Regions from separate parts of the Homo sapiens genome. Here region 2 is linked to region 1. Evidence: read pairs that join two places in POLR2A ChIA-PET (ENCODE). Cell type or tissue: A673. All regions are shown on one strand. Links, peaks and the distances in the headings refer to the core of each region. The heading gives the core; the rest is flanking DNA.

Region 1 (8,475 bases), core at 2,790-6,789:
ACCTCCTGGGTTCAAGTGATTCTCCTGCCTCAGCCTCCCGAGTAGCTGGGACTACAGGCGTGCCCCACCGTGCCCAGCTAATTTTGTATTTTTAGTAGAGAGAGAGTTTCACTATGTTGGTCAGGCTGGTCTGAAACTCCTGACCTGAAGTGATCCACCCATCTTGGCTTCCCAAAGTGCTGGGATTACAGGCGTGAGCCACTGCGCCTGGCCATAAACTGCATGCTTTTTGCGAGTGGTTCTTCTGTCCAGCCCTTTGACCCTGAACTCTCTTCCCCATATGTAGCCCCCAGTAAAACCCTATGTCTCCTTTGCTGGCTCTGGGTCTCTTCTTTGGCCTCTTGAACCTGGTGCCTTTCCCATGGGAGTCAATGGGGGTTTGATACAACAACATCACCTCAAACATTTATCATTTCTTTGTGTTGAGTATGTTCAAAATCTACTCTTCTAGTTGTTTGAAAATATAATAGGTACAGCCGGGCACAGTGGCTCACGCCTACAATCCCAGCACTTTGGGAGGCCGAGGCGGGCGGATCACAAGATCAGGAGATTGAGGCCATCTCAATCTCAATCAGGAGACTGAGGGTCCAAACAGACCCTCTGGCTAACACGGTGAAACCCCATCTCTACTAAAAATACAAAAAAAAAAATTAGCTGGGCGTGGTGGCGGGCACCTGTAGTCCCAGCTACTCGGGAGGCTGAGGCAGGAGAATGGCATGAACCCAGAGGGCGGCGCTTGCAGTGAGCCGAGATGGTGCCACTGCATTCCATCCTGGGTGAGAGAGCAAGACTTCATCTCAAAAACAAAAAAAAAAGAAAAAGAAAATATACAATAGGTCAGGCACGATGGCTCTCACCTGTAATACCAGAACATTGGTAGGCCAAAGCGGGAAGATCACTTGAGCCCAGGAGATTAAGACTGCAGTGAGTCATGATGGCATTACTACACTGCAGCCTGGGCAACAGAGCGAGACCCTGACTCAGAAAAAAAAAAAAGAAAGAAAGAAAACATACAATAAATTGGTGTTAGGCCAGGCGCAGTGGCTCACACCTGTAATCTCAGCACTTTGGGTGGCCGAGGCGGGTAGATCACCGGAAGTCAGGAGTTCGAGACCAGCCTGGCCAACATGCACTCCAGTCTGGGCGACAAGAGCAAAACTCCATCTCAAAAAATAAAAAAAAATTGGTGTTAAATACAGTCACCCATCAGTGCTATAGAACACTAGAACCTATTCCTCCTACCTAGCTGTGCTTTTGTATCTGTTAACAAACCTTTGGCTAACTCTCCTCCCCAACTATTCTACTCTCTACTTCTAGAGAGAATCGACTTTTTCAGTTCCCACATAAGAACATGCAATATTTATCTTTTTGTGCCTGACTTATTTCACTTAACATCATGTCCTCCAAGCTCATTCATGTTGCCACAAATGGCAGAATTGTTTTCTTTTTAATTGCTAAATAGCATTCCATCATGTATATATATACGCCTTATTTTCTTTATCCACTGATGGACACTAAGGTTGATTTTATATCTTGGCTATTGTGAATAGTACCGCAGTAAACATGGGGATGCAGAATCCTTTTGACATGCTTATTTCCTTTAGTTTGGATATATAACTGGTAGTGGGATTGCTAGATCATATGGTAGTTCTATTTTGGGAAATCTCCATACTGTTTTCCAGTATGGCTGTACTGATTTACATTCCTACCAATAATATATAAGAGCTCCCCTTTCTCTGCATCCTCACCAGCATTTGTTATTTTTTTGCTTTTTGATAACCATTCTAACTAGGACAAAATGGTATCTCAGCCGGACGTGGTGGCTCATGCCTGTAATCCCAACACTTTGGGAAGCTGAAGCAGGTGGATCACCTGAGGTGAGGAGTTTGAGACCAGCCTGGCCAACATGGCGAAAAACCATCTTTACTAAAAATACAAAAATTAGCCGGGTGTGGTGGCAGGAGCCTGTAATCCCAGCTACTCAGGAGGCTGAGGCAGGAGAATTTCTTGAACCCAGGAGGTGGAGGTTGCAGTTAGCCGAGATCGTGCCACTGCACTGCAGCCTGGGTGACACAGCGAGACTCCATCTCAAAAAAAAAAAAAAAAAAAAAGATATCTCATTGTGGTTTTGATTCGCATTTCCCAGAATATTAGTGATCACGATTTTTTCATATACCTGTTGGCCATTTGTGTGTCTTCTTTTGAGAGATGTCTATTTAGCTAATTTTCCATTTTCTTTTCTTTTTTAAAAACAGAGACAGGAAGGCTGGGTGCAGTGGCTCATGCTTGTAATCTGAACACTTTGGGAGGCCGAGGCAGGCGGATCACCTGAGGTCAGGAGTTCGAGACCAGTCTGACCAACATGGTGAAATGCTGTCTCTACTGAAAATACAAAATTAGCCAGGTGTGGTGGCGCATGCCTGTAATCCCAGCTACTCAGGAGGCTGAGGCAGGAAAATCGCTTGAACCCAGGAAGTGGAGGTTGCAGTGAGCTGAGATCATGCCACTGCAATCCAGCCTGAGTGACAAGAGCAAAACTCCATCTCAAAACAAACAAACAAACAAAAATAGAGACGACAGGATCTTGCCACATTGCCCAGGCTGGTCTCAAACTCCTGATCTCAAGTGATCCTCCTGCCTTGGTCTCCTAACGTGCTGAGATTACAGGTGTGAATCACCCTGCCTAGCCCTATTCTGGATATTAATCCCTTGTTGGATAAGTAGTTTGCAAATATTTTCTCTCATTCTGCAGGTTGTCTCTTTACTCTGTTATTTCCTTTGCTATACAGAAGTTTTTTGGTTTGATATAATCTCATTTGTCTATTAAAATATGCATTTATATTTTCATTATGAAAGTAGTAAAAAATAGAGCAAAAAAGGTAAATTTCACTGGTACATGGGTACAATCACTTCTAAAAAATAACTTTACCTAGTCAACTTGAACATGTTCATATCCTGGAATCCAGCAATTCCAGTCCTAGGTATACATCCAGAGAAACTAATATACACTCGCACCAGACCATGTATATAGGAACAGTCATGATCACATTGTTCCTAGGAGCAAAAAATTGGCAATGATCCAAATTCCACCCAAAACAATACTGGCCAGACATGGTGACTCACACCTGTAATCCGAGCACTTTGGGAGGCCGAGGTGGATGGATCACCTGAGGTCAGGAGTTCGAAATCAGCCTGGCCAACATGGCGAAACCCCACCTCTACTAAAAATACAAAAAATTAGCTGGGCATGTTGGTGCACGCCTGTAGTCCCAGCTATTCGGCAGGCTGAGGTGGGAGAATCGCTTAAATCCAGGAGGCAGAGGTTGCAGTGAGCCGAGATTGCACCACTGCACTCCAGCCTAGGATACAAGAGCAAAACTCCGTCTCAAAAAAAAAAAAAAGAATAAAAGAAAAAGAAAAATCTCCAAACACAATATGCTCAACACCTCATCCCACATTTTCCTCTCAAGGCTGCTCCTTCTCCACTGTGTCCCCTGTTCGTGTTCACAGCATCCCACCCTCCCACTCACCCAGGTTGGAAAGCCTCTTCCCTCTGCCTCACCCCAATCAGTTATCAAGTACCACGGATTCCACCTGGAGAATGTCTTGCAAGACTCTCTCCTGCCAGCCTGATTCAGATTGTATTTACCTCTTGCCTGAATCTCAGCTGTGATAGCAGCTAACTGACACTTTTTCCTCCAAGCTCCCCTCTGATCTAACCTTTACCCTACTACCAAGCTTATGATCTTTCTAGAGATGGGGTTTGGAGATTTCTAACAGACAGTTGGAAATGTGGACCTAGAGCTCAGGAGAGAAGTCTTTCCCTTCATCCTCTGCCCTACTTTAGTCTCTCAAACATGTTCAGTAAAGATGCTATAACTTTTTTTTTTTTTTTTTTTTTTTAGACAGGGTCTAATTCTGTCACCCAGGCTGGAGTGCAGTGGCACCGTCTCAGCTGACAGCAACCTCTACCTCCTAGGCTCAAGTAATCCTCCCACTCAGCCTCCCAAGTAGCTGGGACTATAGGCGCATGCCACTACACCAAGCTAATTTTTGTATCTTTTTAGAGACAGGGTTTCGCCATGTTGGCCACACTGGTCTCGAACCCCTGGGCTCAAGTGATCCGCCTGCCTTAGCCTCCCAAAGTGCTGGGATTACAGGCGTGAGCCACCGTGCCCAGCCAAGATGCTGTAACCCAATTATCCTCTCAGTGTAACCAGGACTGGCTGCCTTGATGCCTTCCGGGGTTGTATCCCACTTTAGACTGATATCTGGACCTAGAACTGTGGTCTCTGCCCAGGTGGAATTATGATCCAGTATCCCTTATTTATTTTTTTTTTCAAAATCTACCCCAACATGGCCGGGCACGGTGGCTCATGCCTGTAATCCCAGCATATTGGGAGGCCGAGGCAAGTGGATCACCTGAGGTCGGGAGTTCGAGACCAGCCTGACCAACATGGTGAAACCCTGTCCCTACCAAAAATACAAAAATTAGCCGGGCGTGGTGGCACATGCCTGTGATCCCAGCTACTTGGGAGGCTGAGGTAGGAGAATCACTTAAACCAGGGAGGCAGAGGTTGCAGTGAACAGCAACTCCGTCTCAAAAAAAAAAAAAAAAAAAAAAAAAATTAGCAGGTGTGGTAACTGACCTGTAGTTCTACCTACTCGGAGGCTGAGGCAAGAGGATCACTTGAGCCCAGGAGTTTGAAGCTGTAGTGAGCTATGATTGTGCCACTGCACTCCAGCCTAGGCAATGAGCAATACTCTAAATCAAAAAATAATAAAAATAAAAATGAATGGCTGGGCATAGTGGCTCACGCCTGTAATCCCAGCACTTTGGGAGGCTGAGGTGGGTGGATTACAAGGTCAGGAGTTTGAGACCAGCCTGACCAACATGGTGAAAATCCATCTCTACTAAAAATACAAAAATTAGCCAGACGTGGTGGTGCATGCCTATAATCCCAGCTACTCCGGAGGCTGAGGCAGGAGAATAGCTTGAACCCGGGAGATGGAGGTTACAGTGAGCCGAGATCGTGCCATTGCACTCCAGCCTGGGCAATAAGAGCAAGACTCCGTTTCAAAAAAAAAAAAAAAAAATCTACCCCCGTCTTTGAGTCTTTTCTGCTCAATCAACTTATGGTACTTACTCATAACATCCCAAATTACCCGAGTGACTCTTCTTTCTGTGACCATTTCATTTCCTTCAGTAAGATTCCTGAACCCGAAGTGAGGAGCTCTTCCTTTTGACCAGTAAATCTCTCTCAGCCCTCCAGAGAAAGGAAAATGAAGGAGCAGGTGTAGAAGATAGATGTGGGGGTGGCTGGGACTCTAATTTACTCTTCCTCCAGCTGCTCTTGAAGCTTGCAGGTGCCTCCCTCTTGCCTCTCTGAAATCCACCATGAAGATGTCTCTGCTTGGGCAGAAGTTCCACCGTGACTGACTTTATTCTCCCACCTCCTCCGCCCCCGTGGAATTCTCTCTCTCACACACACATACCTGGACCTGAAAGGAGGCTCTAGCAGCTTTTAAATCAGGTTCTCCAGACAAGCTGGGAGACGGAAAGGAGCATTGCTCCACCCACATGCCAGGCCAGCTGTTTAGTCCTAGGGCACCCGCTGCTCCCACCTTTGTGCCTCCCTGTGGAAGAGGTATCCTCCTGACCTCCCTCTCCTCCCCTCTCCTCATGCCTTCTCTGAGCTCCTTCTGGGCCAGTCATGCTGGCTCACACCTGTAATCCCAACACTTTGGGAGGCCAAGGTGGGAGGATCACTTGGGGCCAGGAGTTCAAGACCAGCCTGGGCAACATAGCAGGACCTTGTCTCTACAAAAAAATTTAAAAATTAGCCAGGTGAGGTCCAGGTATGGTGGCTCATGCCTGTAATCCCAGCACTTTGGGAGGCCGAGGTGGGTGGATCACCTGGGCTCAGGAGTTTGAGACCAGCCTGGCCAACATGGTGAAACCCCATCTCTACTAAAAATACAAAAATTAGGCAGGTGTGGTGGTACACGCCTGTGATCCCAACTACTCGGGAGGCTGAGGCAGGAGAATTGCTTGAACCTGGGAGGCAGAGGTTGCAGTGAGCCGAGATCACGCCATTGTACTTCAGCCTGGGTGACAAGAGTGAAACTGCGTCTCAAAAAAAAAAAAAATTAGCCAGGTGTCATGACGTGCACCTGTAGTCCCAGCTGCTCGGGAGGCTGAGGTGGAAAGATTGCTTAAAGCTGGCTGCAGTGAGCCATGATCACACCACTGTACTTCAGCCTGGGCAATAGAGGGAGACCCTGTCTCAAAACTTAAAATAAAATAAAGAAATAAAGCTCCTTCCATCCTTACAGTTCCATCTTTCTTTTTTTCTTTTTTCTTTTTTTCAAGACAGAATCTTGCTCTGTCCCCCGGGCTGGAGTGCAGTGACACGATCTTGGCTCACTGCAACCTTTGCCTCCCAGGTTCAAGTGATTCTTCTGCCTTAGCCTCCGGAGTAGCTGGGATTACAGATACACGCCCACCACTCCCAGCTAATTTTTGTATTTTCAGTAGAGACAGGGTTTTACCACGTTGGCCAGGCTGGTCTCAAAGTCCTGACCTCAAGTGATCACCCTACCTCGGCCTCCCAAAGTGCTGGGATTATAGGCATAAGCCACCACGCCCAGCGACAGCTCCATCTCACACAACTGATTCTGAGACTCAAGCTCTTAGATTGAGCATGGGAGGAGAACAAAGTTGCAAATATTTCCACTTTAACATTTTTGACCCTGTCGCATTCCATTTCAGAGTTTTATGTCATCTCTGTATATGTTTCTAAAACCATATATTGACCTTTAATTAAATTAAAAAATACATTTCAAGAGCTGAGTACATAGTTATCTTAATGGGAATCTTGGCATCAAGTGAATGGAGGCCTGGATCACGGCCTTGTTCACCTTTGCTGAGTTAGGGGTGGCTTGATGGGAGCAGCCTGAAGTGAAAAGATGTAGGCTCAGTCCCTAATTGCCTGTGTCACTCACAGCATGTGATGGGCAATTCACTTTCTCTCTCATCTAAAACATTAGGATTGATAACACCTGTTCTGCCTTTTTCACAGGATTCCTGTGAAAATTAAATATGGAAACCTTTGTAAAAGTCCCTTGTAGGCCAGGCAGGGTGGCTCATGCCTGTAATCCCAGCTACTCGGGAGGCTGAGGCAGGAGAATCACTTGAACCTGGGAAGCGGAGGTTGTGGTGAGCCGAGATCGCACCACTGCTTGCCAGCCTGGGTGACAAGAGCGAAACTCTGTCTCAAAAAACAAAACAAAAACAAACAAACAAACAAAAAACCCTTTGCAAAGTGTGTAAAATCCTGTACAAAGGTGAGATACTGTGATCATCATCTAGGGCGCCAGCACTGGGAGATGGGGCTTCTACTGTTCGTATCTGTGTAGGATTCCATGGCCCTATGTGACTTAGCTGCCTGACTAGGACCAGAGAGTGTCTCCTTGCCTATTTTCTTTTCTTTCTTTTTTTTGATACGGAGTCTCGTTCTGTCGCCCAGGATGGAGTGCGGTGGTGCAATCTCGGCTCACTGCAACCTCTGCCTCCCGGATTCAAGCGATTCTCCTGCCTCAGCCTCCTGAGTAGCAGGACTACAGGCACCGCCACCACACCCAGCTAATTTTTGTGTTTTTAGTAGAGATGCGGTTTCACTATGTTGGCCAGGCTGGTCTCGACCTCCTGACCTCAAGTGATCCGCCCGCCTCAGCCTTACCCAGCCATCCTTGCCTATTTTCTCAGCTTGATAATGATCCAAAGCAGTACCAGCTTAGCTAGTGTTTGACTGAAGCGAGAGAGAGAGAGAGAGAGAGAGAGAGAGAGAGAGAGAATGAATCAGAGAGAAGTGTGCAGACTTTGGTTTTAGGATTGGGATTTTGCAGGGTGGGTGTCAGAGGACTTGTATGATCAGTGCCTTACTTACCCTTCATTCAACAAAGAATGACTGTCAGGGGTTTGGTCTGAGCTCATGGAGAGAGGAGAGAAGGAAGATGAGAGAGGAGCATATTTGAGGGGGTGTCTACAGTTTTAATTTGACCACAGTTAAGTTTGAAATACTTATTAGAAATGCATGGGAAAGGCCGGACATGGTGGCTCATGCCTGTAATCCTACCACTTTGGGAGGCTGAGGCAGGCGGATCACGAGGTCAGGAGATTGAGACCATCCTGGCTAACACGGTGAAACCCCGTCTCTACTAAAAATACAAAAAATTAGCCGGGCATGGTGGTGGGCGCCTGTAGTCCCAGTTACTCGGGAGGCTGAGGCAGGAGTATGGCGTGAACCTGGGAGGCGGAGCTTGCAGTGAGCCAAGATGGCGCAGCTGCACTCCAGCCTGAGCAACAGAGCAAGACTCCGTCTCAAAAAAAAAAAAAAAGGCCGGGCATGGTGGCTCATGTCTGTAATCCCAGCACTTTGGGAGGCCGAGGCGGGTGGATCACCTGAGGTCAGG
Region 2 (6,107 bases), core at 2,108-6,107, 280 kb after region 1:
AATTTAAAGAGAAGGCAGTTGAAAGCAAACCATGTTGAAAGGTTATGTTTGTATAGCCTACAGAAAACAGGAATGTAGCAGGGAAGGAAAAATGGAGATTTTTCAGACTGTGGCAACATTACTTTAACTTAAAATTATTACCGTCCAGGCTGACAGACCCAATTTTATTTGAATGGATATTTAAAGGGCATTAAAGAGCTAAAGCAAAGTGATTCATTTGCCCTATATTGGGAATTATTTGTAGTACTGATCTCTGTTCAGAGAGATGACTATGGTGGTTATTATCAGAAACACCACTCCCTAGTAGTGCCAAGCAAAACACTGGCTTCTCTTAATCTCATTTTCCCTAAAAACACATTCCCATAGAAACCACAAGAGCAAGTTTGGAGAAAAGATCAACGTAACTTCAGAATTAGTGAATTTGAAGGCCAGTCAATGGAGACACTCATTTAGACTCCTCTCTCAAGGCAAGACTTCTGCTTCTGTATCTCGGCACCCCCAACCTATCAAACTTTCTCTCTCTTTTTAATCAAAATGCTCTTAAAGTCCTACCTTCTCTTTGAAGGAGACAGTTTGGTTAGTTTCTGTTACCTTATGCTTGTTGTACTCTTCTGTACAAAAATGTAAATAATATAGATAAAGTCAAAGTCCTCTTTGCCATGTATCCTCCCTCAATCCAGTCTCCTATCCAGAGGCATGGGCTTGATGAACAGCCTTCCTTCTAGGCCAAATTCTATACATTTACATAAATACATGCTAGAAAGGCAGTTTTATGTGATTAAAGAAAAACACAAATGGTACCATATTGTACACTATTTTATAACTTGTTTTTTCCACTCAACATTTTGTCATAGAGATCTTCTCATGGTAGTGCAACTAGAATAATCTAATTTTTAAAAACAGTTGCCTAGTATCCATGGTATAGAATTTCCATTTTATTTAGCCATTCCCCTACTGATAAACATTTAGATTGCTTACAGTTTATGAAATCAGTTTAGCAGAAATTCAGAAAAGTGGAATTGCTGATTAAAGGGTATATGGATTTAACATTTTAACACACTGCCAAATTGTCCTCCAGAAAGACTTTGCCAATCCCACTGTCACTAAGAGTACCAGACAATACCCATTCATCCTCTTCCACATTTTATTACCAAGTTTTCTCTCTTTTTTTTTTCTTTTTCTTTTTTTTTTTTGAGACAGCCTCACTCATCACCCAGGCTGGAGTGCAGTGGTGTGGTCTCGGCTCACTGCAACCTCCACCTCCCGGGTTCAAGTGATTCTCCTGCCTCAACCTGTAGTTGGGACTACAGGCATGCGTTACCATGGCCGGCTAATTGTTTTGTATTTTTAGTAGAGACGGGGTTTCACCATGTTGGCCAGGCTGGTCTTGAACTCCTGACCTCAAGTGATCCACCCACCTCAGCCTCCCAAAGTGCTGGGATACAGGCATGAGCCACTGCACCCAGCCTTATTATCAAGTTTTCTTATTTTGGCTCATCTGATATGGGGGAAATGTTTTCTTATTTTAATTTCCATTACTAGTGAGTTGACAATCTTTTTATATATTTACTGGTTATTTTTCCTTTCTGTGAACTGCTTATAATGTTTGCTTATTTTTCTAATTATCTTTTTCTTATGAATATGAAGAAAATATTAATCTGCTCTGGATATTAATTGTCATATAAATGTAAATATTTCCTTAGTCAAGTTGTATCCTATGTAAGTAATTTATATGGCTATTTTCTTCTCTTTAGTATTTCTGAATATACCCTTATTCTTTACTCACAATATGCCATGTTCTATTTAAGAACACATCCAGTGTTTTTATTTGTTACGTATATATTCTCTCTTTCTTTTCCTTTCTTTTTTGAGACAGGGTCTCGCTCTTTTGCTCAGGCTGAAGTACAGTGGCATGATCATGGCTCACTGCAGCCTTGAACTCCTGGGCTCAAGTGATCCTACCACCTCAGCCTCCTGAGTAGGTGGGACTATGGATGCACCACCATGCCTGGCTAATTTTTAAATTTTTAGTAGAGATGAGGTCTTGCTGTGTTGCCCAGGTTGTCTCAAAACTCCTGGCCTCAAACCATCCGCCTACCTCGACCTCCCAAAGTGCTGGGATTACAGGCATGGGCCACCACATCTGGCCCATATATATTCTCTTAATTTCATTATGCCTACTAAACATGGAAAGACATCATATATGTAAACATTTTTTGATAATTTCAGACAGTAAGAAGAGCCTGCTTTGCCAGTAAATTCTGACACTACAGTATGGAGAAGCAGTTTGGAATTGTGATCCATCATAGTGGTTCTCAAAGTTGCCTGCATGCTGGAATCACTTGGAGAGTTTAAACATTGCAGATGCCTAGATCCATCCCTGAAGACTATGACTTAATTGGTCTGGAGTGTGGCCGGGGCACTAGGATTTTAAGTTCCCTAGGTGACTCTACTATGCAGCCAATTTTGAGAACCACCAAACTAAAATACTTTTTATCCAGCCCTTTTCAAAAAAATTTTGTAAAATAATGGCAAAATACACATAACATAACATTATCATTTTAACATGTACCATTTAGTGGCACTAAATATGTTCACAATGTTGTATAACCATCATAATTATTTCTAGGACTTTTTTTTTTTTGAGATGGAGTCTCACACTGTCTCTCAGGCTGGAGTGCAATGGTGCCATCTCAGCTCACTGCAACCTCCACCTCCTAGGTTCAAGCGATTCTCCTGCCCCAGCCTCCCGAGTAGCTGGGATTACAGACACCTGCCACCATGCCCGGCTAAATTTTTTTTTTTTTTTAGTGGAGACGGGGTTTCACTATGTTGGTCAGGCTGGTCTCAAACTCCTGACCTCGTGATCTGCCCGCCTTGGCCTCCCAAAGTGCTGGGATTACAGGCATGAGCCACTGCGCCCGGCCTATTTCTAGAACTTTAAAATTATCATCTCAAACAAATTCTGTGCCCATTAAAACGATAACTCCTGACTTCTACCTCCCCATGGTCCCTGGTAACTTATATTTTCTTTCTTTTTTTTTCTTTTTTTTTGAGATGGAGTCTCTCTCTGTCACCCAGGCTGGAGTGCAGTGGCGCGATCTCGGCTCACTACAACCTTTACCTCCTGGGTTCAAGCTATTCTCCTGCCTCAGCGTCCCCAGTAGCTAGGATTGCAGGCACCTGCCATCATACCTGGCTAATTTTTTTGTAAATAATACAAAAAAATTTTTAGTAGAGACGGGGTTTCACCATGTTGATGAGGCTGGTCTCAAACTCCAGACCTCAAGTGATCCGCTTGCCTTGGCCTTCTAAAGTGTTGGTATTACAGGCATGAGCCATCATGCCCAGCCACTTCTATTTTCTATCTTTATCATTTTGCCAACTCTAGAAACCCAATATTTTCCTTCTGTGTCTGGCTTATTTCACTTAGCATAATGTTTTCTACTCTTTGGGTAGAAGAGGTGAGACCAATGTTTTTTCAAAACAGAACAAAACTCTCAAAAAACCTAAGCAGATAACTGACTGACTGTTTTGTAAGTAAAACATCTCAAAAGCCGTGTGAATAACTCCTTCCTAATGAAGCAACCACTCTGCTGAACATTTCAGAAGGTTTACCTGAAACTGCTGTAAATTACTATCCTGTTGCATCATCATGCCACGGGAATATTAAAGCAACAAAGATTGCCCCAATGACAGTAAGAGGAGGGCAGTAAGTTCAAGGAAGGTGAGGGAAGGGAGAAGGGAAAGAAGAGTGGATTTTAATCAATAATACCGCCCAGGTCTTTCCAGTGATGATTCTTCTATAATTATATCTTTGCCTGGATGTCTTCTAATACAGATTCCAAAGAGATTTACCACCTCCCAAGAACAAGAGATGCCTACAGGACCCAAGTCTGGTAAAGAGCAGAACTGATTTTCCACTAGCAAAATCATAATTATTGCTTAAAGACTCTGCAAGAAGCTATGCAATTCCTTGAATTCAAAGCATAGTCTGAGAAACAGCAGCATTGGCATCACCTGGGGGCTCACCAGCAAGGCAGAACCTCAGGCCCATTCCAGACCTACTGATTCCTAATCTGCATTTGAACACCACTTCTCAGGTGACTGCTGCACACTCTGAAGTTTGAGAGGAACTGACTTAGCCCATCCACTAGGCCCTGGTCTGTAGTATCCTAAAAGAAATTTACTAACCTGACTTTCAAAATCTGAAAAAGGAGACTTCATTGTAAATGAATTCTGGGGTTACAGAACCTACCCCAAACTAAGGATCCCTTTTGCTAAGCTTTATCTCAACCTCCTCCAATTCTAAAATAGATATGGAGTAAGTATAGAATAAGTTCCAGCCACTATTCTTAAAGGTGCCTAGAAATCCAAATTTTCATTTTAATAACTAAAAATATCATAGAGCTATGTAGTTTTCTAACGTGCAGACCCACCCCCCACCCCCCTGCCAAAATGAGGACTATAATCCAAGTCATGGCACCAAAAGAAGAGACTAAAAACTTTAATATAGTTATAATAATAAAAACAGAAACTTTCCAGGTAAAACATCCTATTTACTAATAAAGAATCATGCTTTCAACAAAACAAAAAAGACAAAAGACAAAAACCAAGAGAGCTGCTTCCTAAAAGAACAGAGCATTTAGTTCTCACAGAACTGCAGACATTGCTATGTACAATTTTTATATGTGTAGGAGACAAGTTTGAGAGTTTTGGGGCAAGTAAAAAATTCTTTTAAAAAGTAAATGTTGGCTGGGTGCAGTGGCTCACACCTGTAATCCTAAAACTTTGGAAGGCCAAGACCGGCAGATTGCCTGAGCTCAGCAGTTCGAGACCAGCCTGACATGGTGAAACCCCTTCTCTACTAAAAATACAAAAAATTAACCTAGCGTGGTGGCGTCCGCCTGTAATCCAAGCTACTGGGGAGGCTGAGGCAGGAGAATCGCTTGAACCCAGGAGGTGGAGGTTGCAGTGAGCTGAGATCGCACCATTTCACTCCAGCCTGGGCAACAGAGTGAGACTCTGTCTCAAAAACAAAAACAAAAACAAAAAAAGTAAATGTTTAGTGCAGACTAGCTGAAAGAGTCAATCTGAATAATGAACACAATACAGTTTTATACAAAAAAGATTTTTTAAAAAGCACTGGCAATATGAATGCAGCCCTAAGTTCTATCTGTCACTAGCTTGCTTCATAAATTTCATTTTCTATTTATGCCTCAATTTTTTTTTTTTTTGAGACTGCGTCTCACTCTGTCGCCCAAGCTGGAGTGCAGTGGTGTGATCTCGGCTCACTGCAACCTCCGCCTCCCGGGTTCAAGCGATTCTCCTGTCTCGCCCTCCCAAGTAGCTGGGACTACAGGCATGTGCCAGCACACCGGGCTGATTTTTTTTTTTAAATTTTTAGTGGAGACGGGGTTTCACCATGTTAGCCAGGATGGTCTCGATCTCCTGACCTCATGATCTGCCCACCTCAGCCTCCCAAAGTGCTGGGATTACATGCGTGAGCCACCGCGCCCGGCTATTTATGCCTCAATTTTCAATCTGAAAAATATTTTGTTTTCGTAGACACCAGGGAAAAGAAAAAAAAAGCCACCTGTGTTGTCTCACTTAATTGTTGAGAAAAATTAAAATTCTTGGTTCATGAACTTTCTCTAATAAAGCATGGCTGAGAGATGGTATGTTCAGGTTATTCAAAAATGAATATAGGCAATACATATAATTAACATTAATAATTAGTAATAATACCTTGGTGTGATGCTTTAGTTTTCAAAACATTTTCCTACACCAAATTTTATTTTTCTTCCTCTAACTCCTTAAGGTAGGAGGGCATATATTTCATCAGAAGATGAAAGTGAGAACCATGGTTATATGTAGTAGAATTGAGACTAGAGAATAGATCTTCTCACTCTGAGTTAGTATTCTTTCCAATAAATCATGCTAACCTTCTCATTTATAAAGATACAAAATAGTGCAACACATAATATTAGAACAATATTGAATATAATTTACTCTCTTTAGATGATTCAGAATGTATCTTAGGATCCTATATAGATTTCTAAGTTAGGGTCATCAATATCAAGTTATCTCTATACCATTAAGTGCAG

The links. Peaks named below come from ENCODE experiments on the same cell type or tissue, not always from the same donor. Only the 100,000 strongest peaks of a DNase experiment are listed, where the experiment ranks them.
Region 2: POLR2A ChIA-PET joins it to region 1 with 9 read pairs; 2 of 35 experiments call an interaction of 5 or more read pairs at or near these places.

What each region holds. Positions count from the first base shown.
Region 1 is chr7:129,979,263-129,987,737 of GRCh38, reverse strand. It overlaps UBE2H-DT (UBE2H divergent transcript), which reads right to left. Exons shown (of 4, transcript XR_007060520.1): 2 at 5,148-5,386. Among named protein-coding and RNA genes, the nearest start is that of UBE2H-DT, 30 kb to the right of the region's middle. In A673, for the core only: no CTCF peak of the experiment used is centred there; no DNase peak of the experiment used is centred there.
Region 2 is chr7:129,696,678-129,702,784 of GRCh38, reverse strand. All of the region lies in intron 5 of NRF1 (nuclear respiratory factor 1), which reads right to left. Among named protein-coding and RNA genes, the nearest start is that of MIR182, 71 kb to the left of the region's middle. In A673, for the core only: no CTCF peak of the experiment used is centred there; no DNase peak of the experiment used is centred there; H3K27ac peaks cover 698 bases.